Regions from separate parts of the Homo sapiens genome. Here region 2 is linked to region 1. Evidence: read pairs that join two places in POLR2A ChIA-PET (ENCODE). Cell type or tissue: endothelial cell of umbilical vein. All regions are shown on one strand. Each heading gives the region's core, and the rest is flanking DNA. Links, peaks and the distances in the headings are about the cores only.

What was found. Peaks named below come from ENCODE experiments on the same cell type or tissue, not always from the same donor. Only the 100,000 strongest peaks of a DNase experiment are listed, where the experiment ranks them.
Region 2: POLR2A ChIA-PET joins it to region 1 with 11 read pairs; 3 of 35 experiments call an interaction of 5 or more read pairs at or near these places.

Annotation. Positions count from the first base shown.
Region 1 is chr3:129,395,614-129,401,203 of GRCh38, reverse strand. SNORA7B (small nucleolar RNA, H/ACA box 7B) reads left to right here and starts at 3,856; the gene lies at 3,856-3,994. It also overlaps the pseudogene RPL32P3. In endothelial cell of umbilical vein, for the core only: a CTCF peak has its summit at 1,465; DNase peaks (open chromatin) are centred at 1,583 and 2,263; H3K4me3 peaks cover 1,316 bases; H3K27ac peaks cover 1,343 bases.
Region 2 is chr3:129,097,991-129,103,580 of GRCh38, reverse strand. All of the region lies in intron 1 of RAB43 (RAB43, member RAS oncogene family), which reads left to right. The region is part of intron 11 of ISY1-RAB43 (ISY1-RAB43 readthrough); the gene reads left to right. Among named protein-coding and RNA genes, the nearest start is that of RAB43, 21 kb to the left of the region's middle. In endothelial cell of umbilical vein, for the core only: no CTCF peak of the experiment used is centred there; no DNase peak of the experiment used is centred there.

The sequences.
Region 1 (5,590 bases), core at 231-5,230:
CCAGCCTCTTGTCCCGGGATCCCAGTGGGGAAACCTTGAGCCTGGGGGAATACAGGTACGTTCCCTGGGCTATTCCAGGGATGACTGCAGGCCACCTCCAGCCTCTTGTCCTGGGACCCCAGTGCCCACAGGGAAGCAGTGTGGGTACCCCGTACTCTCCTCTGTGAAGTGAGGTGGCAGCATGTCCCGTACCCCACAAAGACTGAGCCATCAGGTTACTGCTTCCAAATCTCTTGGGTCTTTGGAAACTGAAGGCAGGCTCTGTGGTTCATGAACCCTCCCAGTTGATGAACCCACTTGACCCAATCAAGACCTTTTCTTTCATGACAGGCATCATTCAGGCTGCCATTAGTAATGTGCTTCCCTGCTCCGCATCCCATCTCACTACATACAGCCTGCAGGATAAGCAAGATTCATGAGGTGTGGAATAGCCACAGATGCAGCAGGGTTCTAGCCCCAGCACTACGGCTTGCCAGCTGTGTGACCTCAGACATTCCACTTCTCTGGGTCTCCTCAAACTCCCCATTCTCCTCACACCCAAAAATCTCACCATGGAGTTGTTAACACACCCTTCTCACCTCTCTCTCATTCAGTCATCAATACAATCCAGTTTAGCTTCTGACCCCATCTGGTCCCTGGAACTATCCCTGTCAAGATCGCCAGTGACATCTGTACTGTGTTCCAGGAGTGGAATCTAGGAGGTTTTTTTCCTCCTGAAATTTGATTTTCAAAATAATCTTAAAAACAAAAGCTAAGGGCTGGGCGCGGTGGCTCACGCCTGTAATCCCAGCATTTTGGGAGGCCAAGGTGGGCAGATCACCTGAGGTCAGGAGTTTGAGACCAGGTTGACCAACATAGTGAGACCCTTGTCTCTACTGAAAATTAAAAAAAATTAGTCGAGTGTGGTGGCGCACACCTGTAATCCCAGCTACTACGGAGCCTGAGGCAGGAGAATCCCTTGTCCCTTGAACCTGGGAGGCAGAAGTTGCAGTGAGCCGAGATCTTGCCACTCCACTGCACTCCAGCCTGTGCAACAGAGTGAGACTCCCTCTCAAAAAAAAAAAAAAAAAAAAAAAAAAAAAAGCTAAGCAAATCAAGAACAAGCTTAAAAATTAGACAGTAGCTGGGAACAATGGCTCATATTTGTAATCCCCGCTACTCAGGAGGCTGAGGCGAGAGATCGCTTAAGACCAGCCTGGCCAAAATAGTAAAACCATAACTCTACAAAACAACCAACAAAACAAAGCAAGGTAGTTTAGACTAATGGTTAGAAGCGTGGAGCTTGGAGTAAAATCTCCAAAATTCTCCTTCCACATATGCAAAATAGAGACAATAATAGGTTACATTATAGAATTGTGGTAGGCCCATCGTACGTTAGCGGTTCCGGTCTCATCACTATTTACTATGTAAATTCAGTGAGGGAATTTTGGGAAGTCGGTCTTGATCTCTCCTGACCGCTAGGAAGCGCACTTCGGAGTAGAGGAAACAAGGGCGGAAATAGCCCAAACGCTAGATTGGCTTCAACTTCTGGCGGAAGTAGATTCCTCCCTACACCAGGTCTCAACTCAGAAAGAATTCCAACTTTCTAACTAGTGCCAAGGGCAGGTAAGATAAATTTTCCTTTACATTCTTAGATATTACTCTCTATTAAAACAGTTAAATTCGGCATTTCTGCAGCACTCTTTCTTTGACATGTCTTTTTTTTAAGGACCCGGAGCCGGAAGTGCTTGCCTTTTCCCTGTCAGGACCCAGAGGTTACCTCCCATCAGCCCCGGCGCTCTCTCATCCCTTCTCTCTTCCTTGGTGCTTCTTTTTCCTGCTCGGTGAGTTTGTTTGTTTGTTTGTTTTTGAGACAGAGTCTCACTTTGCTTCCCAGGCTGGAGTGCAGTGGTGCGATCTCAGCTTACTGCAGCCTCCGCTTCCGGGGTTCAAGCGATTCTCCTGCCTCAGCCTGCCAAGTAGCTGGGACTACCGGCGCCCACCACCACGCCTGGCTAATTTTTGAATTTTTAGTAGAGAGTGGGTTTCACTATGTTGGCCAGGCTGGTCTGGAACGCCTGACCTCAAGTGATCCGTCCGCCTCGGCCTTCCAAAGTTCTGGGATTACAGGCGTGAGCCACCGCGCCCGGCCTGAGTGAGTCTTAATCCGTGGCCATCTGCGTTCCTGCAGGCTTCATCTGGCCCTATGGTCCCCTGGTAAGGAGGCCTTCCCTACCACTCTGTGTCTGTGGGTATTGTCGGCTTGCTGGAGCGCGTACACGAACAGAGTGAAGCAGGCAGCCGGGGTGGTGGTTGGGCTTTGCGTCTATTGACGAAAAGAGTCAAACTGTGTAAAGTATTTGAAAAGACTTATTCTGAGTCCAGTATGAGTGACCACGGCCCGTGACAAAGCCCTCAGGAAGTCCTGAGAACATGTGCCCAAGGTGGTTGGGGTGCAGCTTGGTTTTGTACATTTTAGGGAGGTGTGTTGGGGGGCCTGGTCCGGGCTGTTGGTAGATTTGACAATTGGTTGAGTTTGTCTAAAGACTTGGAATCAACAAAAAGGAATGCCTGGGTTCAGATAAGAGGTTGTGGAGACCAAGGTTCTTATTTATGCAGAGGAAGCCTCCAGGTAGCGGGCTTCAAAGAGAGTAGATCGTAAATGTTTCTTACCAGGCCTGAAAAGGTGCCAAAGTCTTAGTGGAGCCTCTCCTGGCTCAGGGAGAAGACCTGGAAAGGGAGGGGGATTCACTACAGGACGTAGATTGTCCCCACAAGAGACAGCTTTACAGGGCCATGTCAGAATATGTCAAAGAAATATATTTTTGGGTAAAGTACTTCTGTTTCTTTCAGGGCCTGCAATCTGTCATGTGATGCTATACTAGAGTCAGGTTGAAATTTGGTGTCTTATTGCTACAAAGTCTGTTTTGTCAGTCTTGGGATCTCTTTTAATGCTAACGCTGGTCAGCTGTGCCTGAATTCCATAGGGAGAAGGGCATAATGAGGCAAGTTCGACCCCACATTCCCATTATGGCTTGAACTAGTTTTTCAGGTTAACTTTGGAATGCCCTTGGCCAAGAGCAGGAGTCCATTCAGTTGGGTGGGGGGCTTAGAATTTATTTTTCGGTTTATACCGTGCTTACTGATGTTGGCCCACGTGCATTCATTCATTGCCATGACCCCACGTTCCTTTCCTTCTAGCCTGTGACCCTAGGGCTGCTGTGGTGGGACTGCAAAAAAAAAAAAAAAAAAAAAAAAAAAAAGATGGGGTGCAGGTCAGCTCACTCAGTTGTTAACAGAGATTTTGATCGTCAGGAGCTCTGGGAATATAAAGATGAAACTTCCCCCTTGCCTTCAAGGATATCATGGGCCAGAAGGCAAAGTTGTTTTGAATACGTGGTTCATTGAGTACCCACTCTGTGCCAACTGATGGCTGCAAAGAGAACAGAAGGGGTGCTGCTGTAGGAAATAAATGAATGGCTCAGAAGACCACACTGAGGAAGTTGTGAGTTGATAATGGAAGATCTCCAGGTTTGAGGCATCCTTAGAGGGATATGATGGTTTTGTGTGTGTTGGGGGTGTGGTAGCGCAGCTGCTACCTAGGGAATTAGAAGGTTTTCTTTATTGAACATTTACCCTGTGACAGGTACTGCAGGCATTCAGCACACAATGTCGTCTCCATTTTACAGGTGAGGAAACTGAGACTCCAGTTCAAGTAGATGGTCAAGGCCAGTACTACCGGAAGGACCATCTGGGGGTTCAGACACTGGCAGGGTGGGATTTGCTGCCCCTTGCAAATTGAGAGTGTCTTGGGGTCAGTTTTGATTTGCTCAGCTGTTGGCATTCTTTGGGCTCTGAGTGGGTGAGGTGACCCTTGACCTCCTGGGATCGCATCTGGAGACTGCCTAGTATTCTGCCAGCTTCGGAAAGGGAGGGAAAGCAAGCCTGGCAGAGGCACCCATTCCATTCCCAGCTTGCTCCGTAGCTGGTGATTGGAAGACACTCTGCGACAGTGTTCAGTCCCTGGGCGGGAAAGCCTCCTTCCAGGATTCTTCCTCACCTGGGGCTACTTCTTCCCCAAAAGGCATCATGGCTGCCCTCAGATCCCTTGTGAAGCCCAAGATCGTCAAAAAGAGAACCAAGAAATTCATCCGGCACCAGTCAGACCGATATGTCAAAATCAAGGTGTGTGGTCCTGGGATGGAAATGGGTGTGGGGTGAAGAAAGGAGTTTCCAACAGGCTGCCAGTTCTGACATCACCTAGTCAGGATTACCTTTGACCGATGAACTGGTTTGTGGAAGAGCTTTCTGTGGAAATACAGGTCTCCCCCAGTGTGCCCTAGTGCTGGTACTTACGTCTCTTGATGTGTGAAGTGAAACTTTAATGAAAAGGGACACTTGGCCATTTTGATATGTTTGGAGGGCTTTGCATTTGTATCATGTATTTTGGGTTGCCTTATGACAGCAGGATCCCTATTTTATAGACAAGAAAACTCAGAGGTGCTGAGAGCAGTGTCTGCACCTGTGCTCGCCATCTCAATATCTACACAGTCCCCTCGCATCCCATTGGTGTCTCCATTTCTTGGGAGTGAGAATGGCGGGGGTGCCTGCCTTCCTAGTGGCAAAAGCCACGAGCTCCTGGTTTTTCCCACCAAAAAAGCATGTAAGGAAATAGTGAAGTCCTATTACCAAAGGCAACTACTGTGTGGCATACTTCCTTTTCATTTGGTCCTTTTTTCCCTCCCCTATGGAACAGTTGGCAGTCTGCACAGATGCTAACCCACCTGTGTATTATTTCCTTCAGCGTAACTGGTGGAAACCCAGAGGCATTGACAACAGGGTTCATAGAAGGTTCAAGGGCCAGGTCTTGATATGATGCCCAGCATTGGTTATAGGAGCAAAAAAAAAAAAAAAAAAAAAAAACCAGAAAGCACGTGCTGCCCAGTGGCTTCCGGAAGTTCCTGGTCCACAATGTCAAGGAGCTGAGAGTGCTGCTGATATGCAACAAGTGAGTTGGGTCCATCTCTGGTTTCAGGGGTCTGAAGTTTGCATCTGTGCGGGCACTTCTGGCAGGAACTCTGGAAACTCTTGGGATGCATTTTGGGAAGCTGACATTCTCTGAGGGAATGTGAAGTCATTCCTTACAGGAGTTTAGAGAATGCTTGTTTGGGGCCAGGTGTGGTGGCTCATGCCTGTAATCCCAGCACTTTGGGAGGCCGAGGTGGGCAGATCACCTGAGGTCAGGAGTTCGAGACCAGCCTGGCCAACTTGACGAAACCCCATCTCTACTAAAAAGACAAAATTAGCTGGGCGTGGTGGTACACGCCTGTAATCTCAGCTACTCAGGAGGCTGAGGTGGGAGAACCAGCAGGAGAGGTTGCAGTGAGCTACGATCGCGCCACTGCACTCCAGCCTAGGGCGACAGTGAAACTCCATCCCAAAAGGAAAAAGAGAATGCTTCTTGGGGAGTTCAGTGTGTTTCCTTTGTTGGAGAGGGGAGAGACTTTTGTCCTCATAGCTGTGGAGTCCCAAGACCAGAAAAATGGACTTTGCTTGACACAGTGAACACAGCAGTAATCACCGGTTTTCAATATAATATCTTTTGGCTGTT
Region 2 (5,590 bases), core at 448-5,447, 300 kb after region 1:
AAAAAAAAAAAGCATAGATGGGAATGAATGAGGAGGCCAGTCACATGGGCGTCTGGGAGAGCTTTTCAGGCAGGGAACACCAAGGACAAGGGCCTCGGTGCAGAGGCCTTGGAGTACTCCAGGAATGGCCAGCAGGCAGCTAGAGGCAGATCCTGGGGTTGCCACCTAAGGGTTGACGGCAGAGGAGTTACAAGATCCTAGCACTGTTTCAGAAGCTGCATTGTTCTGTGTGCAGAAAATGGACTGGGTGAATTGGAGGTGTGGAGACAGGCCTGAGGCCGTTTGTGTAGACCCTGGTAAGAGGCTGGAGTGGCGGTAGGGAGGTGGGGATAAGTGGGTAGGAGGAGGGCACAGCTAGGGCAGATGCAGTGGGGACTTGGAGCCCAAGTGTCCCTGCTGGTCCCAGCCTCTCCCAAGGCAGAGAGACAGCCAGCCTGGAGTCCAGGACTCTGCGTTGGGATGCCTTGGCCGAGTCCCAGCGCCCCTCAGAGCCTCCCTCTTTTCTCTATAATGTCGGCTCCTGGTCTCTGCCTGCAGGCAGTGGCAAGGACGAGTGAGATGGCCGGGACCCCCAGGAGTCCACAGGGTGGGTCTACTTGCCTTCTGAGACACTGAGCCTAGGCCTGGCCTCTCCAATAGATGGTAAGATGGTTTCTGGTTGCTGTGTCTTGTCACCTGCCTGTTTCAAAAGTAACGTAGTTAAAGTGACAGATCAGAGGCATTCAGCTCTCATCCAGCCTCCCTTGGGTGCTGCCTAATGCCAGCTGGCTTGGTTGGGGTGGGGAGGGGTCTGGTCTGGGGAAGGGGCTCTCCTGGCTTGGCTTCCGCCTCCTCTTTTGGAATATAGTAGGCATGGGTGAAGTGATCAAGCTGCCTGTTACACTAATTCCTCTCTGTGATCCCATGACAAGACTGCTCCACCCAGTGACCTGAGTGATTTTTTTTTTTTTGAGATGGAGTCTCGCTCTGTCACCCAGGCCTGGAGTGCAGTGGCACTATCTCGGCTCACTGCAAGCTCTGCCTCCTGGGTTCACACCATTCTCCTGCCTCAGCCTCCTGAGTAGCTGGGACTACAGGCGACCGCCACCACGCCCAGCTAATTTTTTGTATTTTTAGTAGAGACGGGGTTTCACCATGTTAGCCAGGACGGTCTCGATCTCCTGACCTCGTGATCTGCCCGCCTCGGCCTTCCAAAGTGCTGGGATTACAGGTGTGAGCCACCATGCCTGGCTGTGATATTTTAAAAACAAACCAGAGCACATCTTGTCTTAGCCCAGGCTTCCCGTGGAAAACAGAGCCAGAGAGAAGGGCTCACATGCTTAGCTTTTGTTTTGGAGACTGACCTGGAGAAGGAGGCAAGGCTTAGATAGAGCTGCATCTTTCATTTAGCTGCCATGGGCAGTGGTCTTGACCCTGAGGACTTTACAAGGTGCATGAGGAATGTGTCTCACAGTGGTCCCTCTGAGAGGTGGGAGAGAAGAGCTTTATCCCTGTTCCCCGTTGGTCACAGGTGATCCCTAGGGTGCGGAGGCCTCTCTCTTCTGGGTCATGGAGGCATGAGCACACAGTGCTTTCCGGCAGGCCTCCCTGGCCAGACTCAGAGATGCTCCCAGGCAGGGAGTGAGGGGCACGGTGTGGGCAGGCCTTTGTGTGTGTGCAAAGCTGGTTGCTGCAGCAGTGGCTGGAGTGCAGGGTGCGCTGATAAGATATGTGAGTGGGAGAAAAGAGGAGACTGGCTCATATTTCCCTGCCTGAGACAATCTCCAGTGGCTTTACGTTGCAAGAAAAATGAAATCCACACTCTTAACTTTGGCCTGCAAGATCCTATATGCTCTGGCTCTGGCCCATGTCTCTGAACGTGTCTCCTCCCAGTTTCCTTCTTCACGGCCATCTGGCCACACTGCCCTTTCCATGTCTCTAACACGGTAAGCATTCTCCTGCCTCTGAGCCTTTGTCCTGTTCCCCTGCCTGAACACCGTCCATGTGGTTGGCTCTTCATCACTCAGGCCTCAGCTCAGACACTTGCTCAGATCATCAAATAGGCTGGCATCCACCCCCTGTGCTGTCTGCCTGGCTTTCACATTCTGTAGCGTGCTCATGATCACCTTCTAAAAGGATCTGTGGCACATTCTGTCTCCTCTTACTAGGATGGAGCTGGTTTTGCTCCGTTCCCTGCTATATCCCCAGTTACCAGAGCAGAGGCTGGGACAAGGCAGGAGCTCAGCGCATGTTGAATGAAAAATGAACGACTCATGTACACAGCCTAGTATGTTTTTCTTTTGGTACTATATGTATTCTCTTTTGCATTTAAGTTCCTTTGTGTATATTAAAAACATTTGCCACAAAATTATAATAGCTCAGTAAATATTGTTAAACGGATGCATTTATCAGCACCTTCTCCATGCTAGCACTTGGGCACATGGGTTTGGTCATTTGACTCTGACAGCACCTTTTTGTACGGATGAAAAACAGAATGGCCGGGCGCAGTGGCTCACACCTGCAATCCCAGCACTTTGGGAGGCCATGGCGGGTGGATCACCTGAGGTCAGAAGTTCGAGACCAGCCAGGCCAACATGGCGAAACCCTGTTTCTACTAAAAATACAAAATTAGCTGGGTGTGGTGGCACACGCCTGTAATCCCAGCTACTCGGGAGGCTGAGGCAGGAGAATCGCTTCAACCTGGGAGACAGAGGTTGCGGTGAGCAGAGATCACGCTACTGCACTCCAGCCTGGGCGACAGAGCGAGACTCGTCTCAAAAAAAAAGAAAAACAGAATGAAGTTTTAGCCTAGAGACACAAAGCTGGTGACAGAGCATCAGGTCATGAGCTCAGGCTTGTTGGCCCCAGCGTACCACCGCTACCCTGTATCCTTCCCTTCCTCTAATTTGGGGGAATAGGATGGGAATACTACCAGCCATGGGAAGGGTCTACTTTCCCAAAATATCTTCTCCATTACTGCCCACAGTTCACCAGCTGGTTGGCCTACATACCTTAATCAGTAGTTATTTTGTTGGTTTTTCATTTAGTTTTTATTTTAAGCAAACTTAACTTGTGTGTGGTTTGAGGAGTCATTTGGTTCTACAAGGATTGGTAGCAGAAGGTCTTAGGATATTGCCAACCCCCTGCCCTAGAGCAGCCACTTCCACCTCTTCTTTTGAAATAGGGTCTCAGTCTGTTGCTCAGGCTTTAGTGCAGTGGTACCATCTGGCATTTCTTGCAGGGCAGCTTTTTTCCAAGGAGCTTCTCTCTACTTCCATTTATCTGCAAACGTCTTGATTTCACCCTGTCTTATGAGGGAAAATTTTGTTTGACAAGTACTTCAGCATTGAGAGTTTTTTCTTTCCGCACTTGTTTTTTTCTTTTTAGCACTTCTCAGCATTGTCTTCTGGCTTCCATTATTCTGAGAAGTGGTTGTCATTTGTATTGTTGTTCCCATGTATGGAATATGTCTTTTATCAGACTGCTTTTCATATTTCCCCTTTATTCTTGTTTTCTGTCATTTTGACTGTGATCTGCTTTTGTGTATTTTGTATTTTTTCTGCTTGGGGTTTGCTGAGCTTCTTGGATCTTTAAGCCAGGTATGTTTCATCAGATTTGGAGATTTTTCAGTCATTAGTTCTTTGAGTATTCTTCCCCCATTATCACTATCTTTTCCTGGAACTGCAATTATGTGAGTATGAGACAGTTTGGTATTATCTCACATATCCTTCCGATTTTATTCATTTTCTTCAATCTTTTTTCCCCTTCCTCATATTAACTCTTTATTGATTTTTCTTCAGGTTCACTGATTTTTTTTTTCTGCCATCTATAATCTGCTATTAAGTTCATCCAGTGAATTTTCCACTTACTATAATTTTTAGTTCTAGAATTTCCACTAATTTAAAAATTAAGTTTAGGCTGGGCGCAGTGGCTCACGCCTGTAATCCCAGCACTTTGGGAGGCCGAGGCGAGTGGATCACCTGAGGTCGGGAGTTCGAGACCAGACTGACCAACATGGAGAAACCCTGTCTCTACCAAAAATACAAAATTAGCCGGGTGTGATGGCACGTGCCCATAATTCCAGCTACTCAGGAGACTGAGGCAGGAGAATCACTTGAACTCAGGAGGCGGAGGTTGCGGTGAGCGAAGATCGTGCCATTGCACTCCAGCCTGGACAACAGAGCGAAACTCCGTCTCAAAAAAAAAATTAAGGCCAGGCGCGGTGGCTCACGCCTGTAATCCCAGCACTTTGGGAGGCTGAGGTGGGCAGATCACAAGGTCAGGAGATCAAGACCATCCTGGCTAACACAGTGAAACCCTGTCTCTATTAAAAATACAACAAATTAGCTGGGCATGGTGGTGGACGCCTATAGTCCCAGCTGCTTGGGAGACTGAGGCAGGAGAATGGCATGAACCCGGGAGGCGGAGGTTGCAGTGAGCCGAGACCGCGCCACTGCACTCCAGCCTGGGTGACAGAGTGAGACTCCGTCTCAAAAAAAAAAAAATTAAGTTTAACATATATATATTTTTTGAGACAGTTTTGCTCTGTTGTCCAGGCTGGAGTGCAGTAGCGTGATCTGGGCTCACTGCAACCTCTGCCTCTGAGGTTCAAGGGATTCTCATGCCTCAGCCTCCCGAGTAGTTGGGATTACAGGAGCATACCACGATGCCTGGCTAATTTTTGTATTTTTGGTAGAGATGGGGTTTTACCATGTTGGCCAGGCTGGTCTTCAACTCCTGACCTCAAGTGATCCACCTGCCTTGGCCTCCCAAAGTGCTGGGATTATGGGCATGAAACACTGCACCCAGCCCGTAATTTTAATAATAATAAATAGTTTAATAAAACATTTATGTTTTAAGAAATAATTTTTCATTTATTTCCTTAAATCCCCTATTCGTCCACTCATTATGGCGATGTTTTTCTTTAACTCTTTGAACATACTTTCCTTGTAATTTTCTGAACATATTTAAAATCGCTGCTTTAAAGTCTCCCTACTAAATACAATATCTGGGCCATTTTGGCATCAGTGTCAATAGATTGCTTTTTCCCTTATCTGTGGTTCATATTTTCCTGTTTCTTTGCACGTTTAGCAATTTTCAATAGTATATGGAAATTGTGGTTGATAACTTAACGAGACTCTGGATTCTGTTACCTTCTTTAGAAGAGTGTTGATTCTTGTCCTAGTAGTCAATTCAGTTACTGGCTGATCACCTTGAAGTTATTCGTTTAGGCTTGTTTTTTATGTTTTGTTAGGGTGGATATGTGGAAAGACTAAGGTGTTTCTGAGCCTCGCTAATGTGGCAGAACTCAACCTCCAAACCCAAGGCTTATGTTGGTGAGGGCAGGTCTATGGAGGCCTATTCTTTAGGCATGGTCCTCACCCATAGTGACGTTCTGATAGCTCATATACGGGTCGCTAATGAGACACTAATGAGGCCTGTTCACTGTGTCTGGCTTGGAACTTCAGCATCCCCTAGCACTCCTGAACCTCTATCTCTGGTCTGTTCTCAACTCTGGAAGGGGCACTCTCTGGTCAAGAGCTCACTGGGACACCTCACATAGACTTTTGGGCTCCCCCTACTTATGTCTTCTCATTTCATCACATCATCT